Regions from separate parts of the Homo sapiens genome. Here region 1 is linked to region 2. A link is an interaction called in ENCODE POLR2A ChIA-PET data of the cell type or tissue named here. Cell type or tissue: A673. All regions are shown on one strand. Each heading gives the region's core, and the rest is flanking DNA. Links, peaks and the distances in the headings are about the cores only.

Region 1 (4,943 bases), core at 944-4,943, 450 kb before region 2:
ACACACACATAGGCAGAAAAGGTGACCAAACTGTATGTTAATAGCATCTTTTCCCAAAATGTGTACAGGCACAGACAAAAGTTTGGAAGAATGTATACCAAAATGTTAGGTGTGTACCCGTGGATGGAAGGATCATAGATGATAACATCATTTTTGTTTTTGTTTTTGTTTTTGTCTTGTCTAAAATGTTTTACAGTGAGAAATGAGATCTTATTAAATATCACTATGTAACCTGTTATTTTCTTTTTTTTTTTTTTGAGGCTAGAGTCTCGCTCTGTCACCCAGGCTGGAGTGCAGTGGCTCAATCTTGGCTCACTGCAACCTCTGCCTCCCGAGTTCAAGCGATTCTCCTGCCTCAGCCTCCCGAGTAGCTGGGATTACAGGAGCGCGCCACCACACCTGACTAATTTTTAGTATTTTTAGTAGGGACGGAGTTTCACTGTGTTGGCCAGACTGGTCTTGAACTCCCGACTTCAGTTGATCCTCCCGCCTTGGCCTCCCAAAGTGCTGGGATTACAGGTGTGAGCCATCATGCCTGGCCTCTTTTTACAATACACGGTGATTGTTGTTTGTCATTACATGTAACTCTATCTCATTCTTAAATACCAGTGTGGCAGTTAGTGCCTGGGTGTGCCCTCATTTAATTGCCCCCTCAATTGGACATCGGGGCTGTTTCTAAATTTTTCTACTGGGAACAGCACTACAGTTACAGTTTTGTACCATCATCTGGTTAGTGCCTTAGGATAAATTTCTAGCAGTCTCAGAATGCATGGTTAAAAGAGTATACATTTTTAATACTTTTCCAAATTGCCTCTAAGCATTATATGAACTTTTTTTTTTTCACTTTTATTTTAGGTTCAGGGGTACATGTACAGGTTTGTTATATAGGTAAATTGCATGTCTCGGGGGTTTGTGTACAGATTATTTCGCCACCCAGGTAATCAGCATAGTACCTGATAGGTAGGTAGTTTTTCGAACCTTACCCTCCTCAACCTCCCCTGCCTCACTCTCAAGTAGACCCCAGTGTCTGTTGTTCCCTTAGTCGTGTCTGTATGTACTCAGTGTTTAGCTCCCACTTACAAGTGAGAATATGTGGTATTTGGTTTTCTGTTCCTGTATTAGTTTGCTTAGGGTAATGGCTTCTAGCTGCATCCATGTTGCTGCAAAGGACATGATCTCATTCTTTCTTATGGCTACATAGTATTCCATGGTGTATATGTACATATATATATATATATTTTTATTTTTATTTTTGAGACAGAGTCTTGCTCTGTCTCCCAGGCTGGCATGCATTGGCATGAACTCAGCTCACTGCAACCTCTACCTCCCCAGCTCAACCGATCCTCCCATCTCAGCCACCCTAGTAGCTGGGACTACAGATGTGTTCCACCACGCCCGGCCAAGTTTTTTGTTTTTTGTTTTTTGTGTTTTCTTTTTGTATTTTTTGTAAAGATGGGGTTTCACCATGTTGCCCAGGCTGGTCTTGAACTCCTGGGCTCAAGCAATCCACCCACCTTGGCCTCCCAGTACTGGGATTATAGGCATAAGCCACCACGCCTGGCCCACATTTTTTTAATCCAGTCTACTGTTGATGGACATTTAGATTGATCCTATGTCTTTGCTGTTGTGAATAGTGCTACAATGAACATACACATGCTTGCATCTTGTATGAATTTTTCCTCAACAACATGAGATTGACTGTTCCTACTCACTGGCCAACATAGGCTATGGTGAATCATTTTAAATCTTTCCAAATCTAATGAGGAAATAATATGTTAGTTTTTATTTCATTGCTTATTAGATATAGAACAACTTTTTGCATTTTTACTGTTTTTTTAACTCTACTTGTAAGCTAATGTGTTTGTATTTCTTTATAAATTGGCCATTTTCAAATTGTTTCTATTTTTTACTGATTATAAGAGCCCTTTATATTAATTATCTTTTCCTTTATGTTGCATTATTTTATTATTATTTTTTTGAGACAGGGTCTTGCTGCATCACCCAGGCTGGAGTGAAGTAGCAGAACCACAACTCACCACAGCCTTGACCTCCTAGGTTCAAATGATTCTCCTGCCTCAGTCTCCTGAGTAGCTAGGACTGTAGGCATCCACCACCATGCCGGACTAGTGTTTTTTATTTTTTATAGAGACAAAGTCTCGCTGTGTTGCCCAGGTTGGTCTTGAACTCTTAGGCTGAAACGATCCTGCTGTCTCAGCCTCCCAAAATGCTGGGATTACAGGAGTGATTCACCATGCCCAGACTGCACTATTTTTATATTTTTGACTTTGTTTTCAGTGTCTTCCTGTACAGACTCATGAAAATGTTTTTGTTGCCACACTTACTGTTTTACGACTTTCGGATTTTACACAATACCCTCCTCATTCTCAGATCATAATGTTATTCTTTCATGTTTTCTTCTGGGAGTTTTGCGATATATTTTTTATTTAAATTTATGTGGAATTTGGGGGCATAACATTGGAGAGATTGAATTTTTTTTTCTAAGTAGATAATATGGTTAAGCATTCTGCTATAGGTATTTCTTTTTTTTGAAACAGTCTTGCTCTGTCACCCAGGCTGGAGGGCAGTGGCGTGATCTTGGCTCACTGCAACCTCCGTCTCCTGGGTTTAAGCGATTCTCATGTCTCAGCCTCCCAAGTAGCTGGAATTACAGGTGCCCACCACCACAACCGGCTAATTTTTTTTGTATTTTTAGTAGAGACAGGGTTTTGCCATGTTGGTCAGTCTGGTCTCGAACTCCTGACCTTAAGCGATTCACCCGCCTCGGTCTCCCAAAGTGCTAAGATTACAGGCGTGAGCCACCACACCTGGCTGATGCTTCTTTTATCTAAAATTTTGACCAGTATTATTTTTCTCCTCCTTCTATATATAAACAGAGAAAACTAAAATAATTCCTGTGTTTTTACTTGTCTTCAGCTGATCGCCATACATTGCTCTCTGCCTAAGAACTGGAGGCTTTGCAGGACTTGGGGAGGCCAAGGAGGGCAGATCACCTGAGGTCAGGAGTTCAAGACCAGCCTGGCCAAAATGGTGAAACCCCACCTCTACTAAAAATACAAAAATTAGCTGGATGTGGTGGCATGCACCTGTAATCCCAGCTACTCAGGAGGCTGAGGCTGGAGAATCACTTGAATCCAGGAGGCGGAGGTTTCAGTGAGCAGAGATCACGCCACTGCACTCCTGCCTTGGCGACAGAGCAAGACTCTGTCTCAAAAAAAAAAAAACAAAAAAACTGGAGGCTTTGAGTCAGGACGTAATTTACTTCTGTAGGGAACATCTCCTGAATCTTGATTAGGTCGTATGCAGATTTTTTTCTTAGAAATTACTGAATGTGTAAGCACAGTCACAACCTTAGACTATCTTATTTGTGTTTGTGTTCTGTGTTTTTATTACCTTATCTCTTTTTCTGTCAAAATTGTTTTCTGCAAAGAGCAAAATCATGTACTTTTATAACTCCTTCCTCCAGTTACAAGCAATACAGAATACAAAATCAGATTTTATGATAGGGCCAGGCGTGGTGCTCACGCCTGTAATCCCAGCACTTTGGGAGGCCGAGGCAGGCGGATCACCTGAGGTCAGAAGTTCAAGACAAGCCTGGCCAACATGGTGAAACCCCGTCTCTACAAAAGTACAAAATTAGCCTGGCGTGATGGCGGGTGCTGGTAATCCGAGCTACTTGGGAGGCTGAGGCAGGAGAATTGCTTGAACCTTGGAGGTGGAGGCCTCAGTGAGGAGAGATCACACCATTGCACTCCAGCTTGGATGACAGAGGGAGACTCCATCTCAAAAAAAAAAAAAAGATTTTATGATAGGATGTCTCCCACCCCTATTAAGTATTCCCCAGACTTAATGTTGCTTAAATTTGGGGGAGTTTTTTTTAAGGACTTCATTTCAGGGCAGGTATTTTAAGTATGAAATCTGTAGTGTGGCAACAATGGTCTTCAAAGCATTTGTCTTTAACAAGGAAATTATGATCATCATTAATGGCAGTAGCAGCCAAGTTGTTTCCAGGCCCATTAACCACCATAAGAACCAACAGAGCCACAAGAACTTGGTTGTTTATGGACAACTGATGAAGTCAAACATGGAACAATTTCAACTGATTGTCAGGCTTGCTTAACACACAGACTTATACATGCCCCAGACGGGTGTATTTTTAACCCAGTACCAAAATAAAACTCTTTAACAAGCGTTTATTGAGTACGTCCTGGGTGAAAGGAAATGGAGCACGCACTGTGAAGTTTTTTTACGCCTTGCGTTTGTTTTTTTAGGAGGAGTATGTGTCTGTGATGGTTTATTCACACTCTCTCGCTCTGTCTTTTTTACGCATTTATTTCCGAATGACTCACTGGGATTAGAGATACAGTTTGATTCTGTATTTTTCGATAAACACACAGAAGCTAACTTAATGGCAGGGTATTTAACATGAGACACTGGTCATTTTATAAGGAAGCTAATGAACTGAGTTAGCCACCACCGTCCTTTAGTCAAGTTTCGATGGTTTTGAACATTTGTTACATTTTGGATTTCAATTCAAGGTGGCAATAATTCACCTATTTTGCCCTGCTTTTTTCTGCCCAACTCTAATTATGTCCTTTGCTATCTGAGGCATGGTTTCTGAATGAGAAATATATCTCTGCATTTCCGGAATAAAGTTAGGAAAGAGGAAGATGCGGTATAACTGTTCTTTTTTGTGCTCTGTAGATATGCAAAGCCTAGAGAAGCTATTGAAAGATGCCATTGTTTATGGTCAGCCTCGGACACGAAGGCCCTGGAAGAAAATTCTCATCCTTGTGGAAGGAATATATAGGTAATCCTGCTTTATTATTCTTACCTTTGTGACTTGGCCCCATGAAGTCATAGAATTTTTTAACTGAAGGGAACATTAGTCTATCCCCCTCTGGAAACTAAGGAGACAGTGTTTA
Region 2 (6,086 bases), core at 1,104-5,103:
ACACAATCATCTCCTGCTTTGCCCCATGATCCATTGAAGCACCTGCAGGCTAAGGAAAAGGGGCTCAAGGGCACTCCCAAACTGAGGTCCTCAGTGGGACGGGGACATATGTATCCTGTGCCCAGACTACGAGTTAAGACAGCAGCCAGGTATTGGCACGTGGCTTCCTAAGTGAACCACAACACAGTTTAAGTTTAGAAGGAAAAGCTCTTACATAAGCTTTGGGAAACAGGAGTAGGTAACAGCAAATGAGCTAAAAGAACCACTCAAGTAACAGGAAAATATGCCTCTGTGCTATATGGCTGGGTGATCAGAGAATGCTTCTAGGTCACTGCCTGTATTACTGGACCCAGGTGTTAAAGATGCCTGCAGCTTGGCCCAAGCCTGAGGGGCCCTGCTCTTGGTGGCTTCTATAAACAGCTGGGTTTGCTCCTTTAGCTGGTCTAGTTCTACCTGAGTTGCCTGATTCTGACGAATCAACTCCTTGGTTTTCAAAGTGATCTCCAGCAAACCAGATTTATGTAGGACTACTAGGGTATTCTGAAAGCGCCTATGTTTGCTCTGCCGCTGCTCTGAAAAGATATCTGGGCTGCGGCAGAGGTGCTCTGCAGCCCATAAAGGTGAGCTATAATTAGCGGACAGTGGTGAAAGGGGAGAGTTGCTCTCTAACCCATGGAGAGTGCTGTCTGATGCGCAGACAGGACTGGCGGGGGAAGCGAAGGTCAGACTGGGAGCTTTAGCCACGTGACTGCTGGATACCGGCTGAAGAGTCTGTGGACTTCCACCTGCCACCAGAGAGGGCACACCCTGCAGAGCTGAGTCCTCGGCAAGTTTGGCGCTGGGTGGTGCTGGCGTCGAGGGACTGGATGGGACAGCACCAGCCTTGGTTGGCTCACTGGAAGACAAGCTAGGCCCAAGTCTCTCAGTACAGATTTTCTTCTGCACTCCACTTGTTCCTTTTTCTTCTGGGCCAAGGGAAAGGCCCCTTTTGCCTGGATGTGGGGCTATTTTGGTGTAAGAATTCAGAATGGGCAAGTAGTTCCTGGAGTCGGACTTTTTCTCACCAGTGTGACATGGACTGACAGGAGATGGTACAGGTGGATGAAGGAATAAGAGCTGTGGCTGTGCTGAGATCACTTCAAAGGAGGGCTGGACAGTCCACGACTGGAGCTGGGATGAGCTGCTGCCCTGAAGACAAAGGAGGAGAGCAGCACACTACTCATTACTGCTGAAAGGATAGAGGAGTGAAGCTTCTGTCAAAGGGGCAAGTGGATACTCAAATGCTTAGAACAATTTCAAGGACAGTGCTTCTCTCACATAGTGGTTTGAACATCTATTTGTGTCTGATATCACAAATACTTTTTAAACTTTTTCTAAGGGAAAACTGGAGGAAATACCTATTTTTATTCAAGTGCTATCACTCAGAAAAATAAATGGGTAGGTAAAGTAATGACATAGCTAAGGTCACAACTGAAACAACAAAAATATGGATTTCCTGGTGTAAGTTAAAATGTGACTTTACACCAAAGTGTATCTTCATTTAGTCACACCTGGAACCTCTTTTACCTGAAAATAACTTTTGATTAAAAAGTAACATATTGGGCCAGGTGTGATGGCTCATGCCTGTAATCCCAGTATTTTGGGAGGCTGAGGGAGGTGGATCACCTGAGGTCAGGAGTTCGAGACCAGCCTGGCCAACGTGTGAAACCCCGTCTCTACTAAAAAATACAAAAAATTAGCTGGGCTTGGTGGTGTGCGCCTGTAGTCCCAGCTACTTGGGAGGCTGAGGCAGGAGAATCGCTTGAACCTGGGAGGTGGAGGTTGCAGTAAGCTGAGATTGCGCCACTGCACTCCAGCCTGAGTGACAGAGCAAGACTTGGTTTCAAAAACAACAACAACAACAAAAAAAAACAGAAAGAAAAGAAAAAAACCCATATTGTCAGGAGTCTATGGGTTCCTGTTTTTAAGGCAGTGACATCCAACAATCATAAAACCATTCAAAATAATAACAGCTACCATGTATTGGTGCTGATTATAGGTTACCACTATGTGTAATGTTTTACATGAGTTACTTAATCTATTTAAAACCCCATGAGGCAGTTACCATTTCCCTTCATAAACAGGGAACTGAGGCTTAGAAAGTCGAAAAAACTTGTTTTAAGTCATCAAGTTACTAAGTGATGCAGTTAGGATTCCATCCTCTGTCTGACTCTAAAACCCATCTGAGCCATTCTGCTATACTGCCTTTGTTTATTACTCCTCAATTATACATTATTTTTTAATTAAAGTATTGATTCAGACGAAATCTAATAAAGAAGGACATGGCTACTTGTCTCCAATGTTTGAAAGCCAATCCAGTTCCAACCTGGTCCCCAAAATCTGAGTATAGATAAAGCCAGGCAGAGGGCAAGCCTGACAGAGTTTCACATCATCAGTGGGGTCAGGTGGGGTCATTTGATTTATCTGAAGAACATTACGAACTGTCTTCCCATACATGTACATGCGCGCACCATTTTGCACACATTTCAGTTTCTTGGATGCAAGGTTAGGAACTTTAGGCCAGTTCATTTCCCATGCAAAGGCTGGAACGATCTAGAGTCCTCTTGATGTTCAAATATACTCCGGAATATACTAAGGCAAGCAATGCTAGGGCCAGAAACCATATTTCCTTGTCATAGGAGATCCAAAATCAAGAGGTCTTTTGAAGTAGAAATCAGCCTGTTCCAGCTCAGTCAGAAGCAAAACTTCATGCCCTCTCTAGGGATGACCTACAAGGCAAATGGATCTGGAAAATATCTAATGCATTGTTTTCCCATGATTTTACTGGACTGTACTTCCTAATGCTACTGTTATGCCCACTCTCCTAACAGATACTTAGCTGACTTGTTCCAATTATTAGATTTTACAAATTGTATTATTCATGTGGAAATCACCTGAGGGAATACAGAACAAAATTTTAGACTTGGACAGGATCTCAGAATCATTTCACATAAACCCTTCATATTAAAGATGAAGAAACTGATATCCATTGTGGTTAATTATGTACAAGATCACACTGTCTAATGACAGAGGTGGAATCAGACTCTCAAAAGAAAAATATCTAAAACCAAGCAGCCATAATCAAGACATTACACAACATGCAGAGTTTTAAATGTGTATCATTATTTTAATTTTAGAATACGCTAGATTCTAGTATGTTTTTAAAAAACGAAACAAAACTCCTAGACTACTCCCTTAGGTCAGCTTGTCCCCAAGTCTCTTAGCTCCTGATCAGGCCCAGCAGCTTTTCTGGCGGGTCTTTGTCTTAAAGAATGTGGCTCTGCTGGAAAAGCCTACTCACTCCGTAACTGTGTGTGTGGGCTGTTCTCAGCCTTCTGGAGCTGCCAGCCTAGCCTACAACAAAGAAGGGATATAAACACAGACACAAGAAAGGGACAAGGAAGCCAGAGAGGAAGGCAGGGAGAAAAAGAACTGGGAGAAAGGAAGCCCAGGAGAAGCACTGGCAGCACTGGTGGGGCCGGAGCAATCTCATGTGGGCTCCGTTTCCTGTCTCTATTCTTTCTTTTCCTTTCAATAAGGAGAGCCATGCTTCCAGCTGAGATGTGATTTACCAAGCAAAAATCTTCAAATTCCTTTTCAGAACTCACCAGTCTGCCTTGTTGAAAATCAGTTTGTGTTCCTCATATACAACTAGGTAATAGCTAAGACATTAAGATTTCCTGTCAAGTTAAAGCCATGTTCTCACCTTTTACCCTAAGGGGGGAAAAGTCAACTACTCAAGCCAGATTTAAAATTTCACTATCTTCAAGTAGCCTCATCAATGGACCCATATGAAAACTGATATATTTTCAGAGGAAAGTACGGTAAGATTAAATTTCTTTGGCTGAAATCAATCTTTTCTATTCTCAGACTTCTCTATTCTAACTTAACCAAGTTCATATGATCAAGTTCTCAGTTTCAAACACTAGAGCTTAACTTAGATTTTCATCTAAATCTTTTCTTTCATATCTAAACAATAATCATATAATAAACATAGTTATGTAATAAAGCCCCAAACAGGATGTGTTTCCACTCCACAACACTGTGTGGATTCTGCTGGTATTCCCATACTTGAACCAGGAGCAGCTTCGTCACTAATGACAGGCTCTGGCTGACTACTAAGAAAATGCTCAGTATATGACATAAGAAACAGGGAAATTGCCTCTACTTCTGAGATAAATGCATTCTACATTCCTAAATTCCCAGGGCAATCCATATTAAAAAGAGCATCTTTTGTTTCTACCCTAAACTCTGCCATATGTTAGAATGCACCATTGAAGTGATGCCATTTCTGCTTGGTTCCTTTATATACATTTCAGGGTCTCTTTGGACAAACTATGAATACAGAAATAAAACAACCTAACTGTCTGAAAAATGAGAACGCATGTCATGATTCTTATATTCCTTTTTAAAACAGTGTCACACTTGAAAGATAACATCCGCTCCCCAGGACAGAAAGTACACATTGGTGTGGTTCTAATGGTCTGTTTCTAAAATCTCTCCTTGGCAGAGAATATAAATCTCTTCCTTTATACACGGAAGCTAAGAGATTTTTATTTGCAAAGACTTTAGGTGATATTAGTCCTCCTCACCTGTTTGACAAGCACATTCTTCATGACGACCATGGGAGACAGGGTAGGGAAGGCATTCTTTGCAGTTTTGGAGTTCTGCCTCGGCCTGTCTTCTCTGCTCCAGCCTAAGGCGCTCAGCATGTCCTCGGACTCCATCTGCTCTGCAGAGCTCAGACATTCCGAGCTCCCATCTGGTGGGCAGAAGAATGGTCAACTCACTCAGGCTCTAGACTAGGGGCTCTTAACCAGGCTCCTAAGGAGCTACAGACCTCTTGAAATTGAATGCAACACTTGTGATGTGTTTTTGTGAATTTTATTGAGAAGGAGGCTTTTAGCTTTCATTGGCTTTTCAATGGGATCTATAATTAATCCCTCCTCCACCAAAGATTAAGAATTATTGCCCTAGGACGAGTTTGACTTCCTTTCTAACTCTCTTACAGACAAAAACCTGCCTCAATTAGGGCTCACATGAAAGTAATCATCATCAGTCTACAGGAGAAATGAGTTCAAGGTTTCAAAGTTAGTTTATTACTTTCGAGAATCTATGTTGAGAAAGGAGACGAGTATGGCCCAAGGTAGGATTAAGACCTTCAGAGGCTCTGGGTACCACAAGATGTAATTACAATTAAAAAAACAAAACCAATCTGTAAACCTCAAAACAATTGCATTTTCTCCAGCTTAAGGAAGACTGTATGACTGGAAGGATATACATCAATGGAAATATGATTTAGAATCTCCAGTGATACTTTTAAAAAACCATAAATGTTGGGATCCTTCCCTTGATCTACTGAAGTGATTTACCTGGTTCCATGGTAGGTGTATTTCACAAAACACAAGTAATCCAAATGTACACCTCTAGTTAAGAACCATTAGACTGAAAACAAATGAGCCCAGAAGCAATGTACATATTGAGTGCCCAGATCTTGGTTTCTAAATGCCATTCTGCACATAAAGGAAATGAGGGGTCCTTGGAGAAACAGCTGATTCCAAGACTTTGACAGGGAAGATACGAGATGAGCCTGGACAGCTGCTTGTCCCAGAAAGCAAAGAAGTGCTCAAACACTAACAGAGACATGTCAACGAGACACAAGAGCTATCTTGAGGGGACTCCTGCTGGTCAAATTTGAGACAATTTGAGTATCAGAAATGATGATTTTAACAGGTTGACAAACTGAATTACAAAAGAATTCCATGACTACATTAGTGATACTCAAAAGAAGAGGGAGGAGGGAAAGCACTTTTTACAGAAGAATGTCAGCTAATGACGTACAAAGAATGGTAAAATTAGAAGATCACCCCCTTTTTTTTTTTGAGACAGAGTTTCGCTCTTGTTGCCCAGGCTGTAGTGCAATGGCATGATCTTAGCTCACCACAACCTCTGCCTCCCGGGTTCAAGCGGTTCTCCTGCCTCAGCCTCCCGAGCAGCTGGGATTACAGGAATGCACCATCACGCCTGGCTGATTTTGTATTTTTATT

Evidence for each region. Peaks named below come from ENCODE experiments on the same cell type or tissue, not always from the same donor. Only the 100,000 strongest peaks of a DNase experiment are listed, where the experiment ranks them.
Region 1: POLR2A ChIA-PET joins it to region 2 with 6 read pairs; 2 of 35 experiments call an interaction of 5 or more read pairs at or near these places.

What each region holds. Positions count from the first base shown.
Region 1 is chr14:77,556,926-77,561,868 of GRCh38, reverse strand. SPTLC2 (serine palmitoyltransferase long chain base subunit 2) reads left to right here. Exons shown (of 12, transcript NM_004863.4): 7 at 4,723-4,828. Among named protein-coding and RNA genes, the nearest start is that of SPTLC2, 57 kb to the left of the region's middle. In A673, for the core only: no CTCF peak of the experiment used is centred there; no DNase peak of the experiment used is centred there.
Region 2 is chr14:77,108,527-77,114,612 of GRCh38, reverse strand. It overlaps CIPC (CLOCK interacting pacemaker), which reads right to left. Exons shown (of 4, transcript NM_033426.3): 3 at 4,632-4,801; 4 at 1-1,188. The coding sequence ends at 295. Among named protein-coding and RNA genes, the nearest start is that of CIPC, 13 kb to the right of the region's middle. In A673, for the core only: no CTCF peak of the experiment used is centred there; a DNase peak (open chromatin) is centred at 3,442; H3K27ac peaks cover 2,260 bases.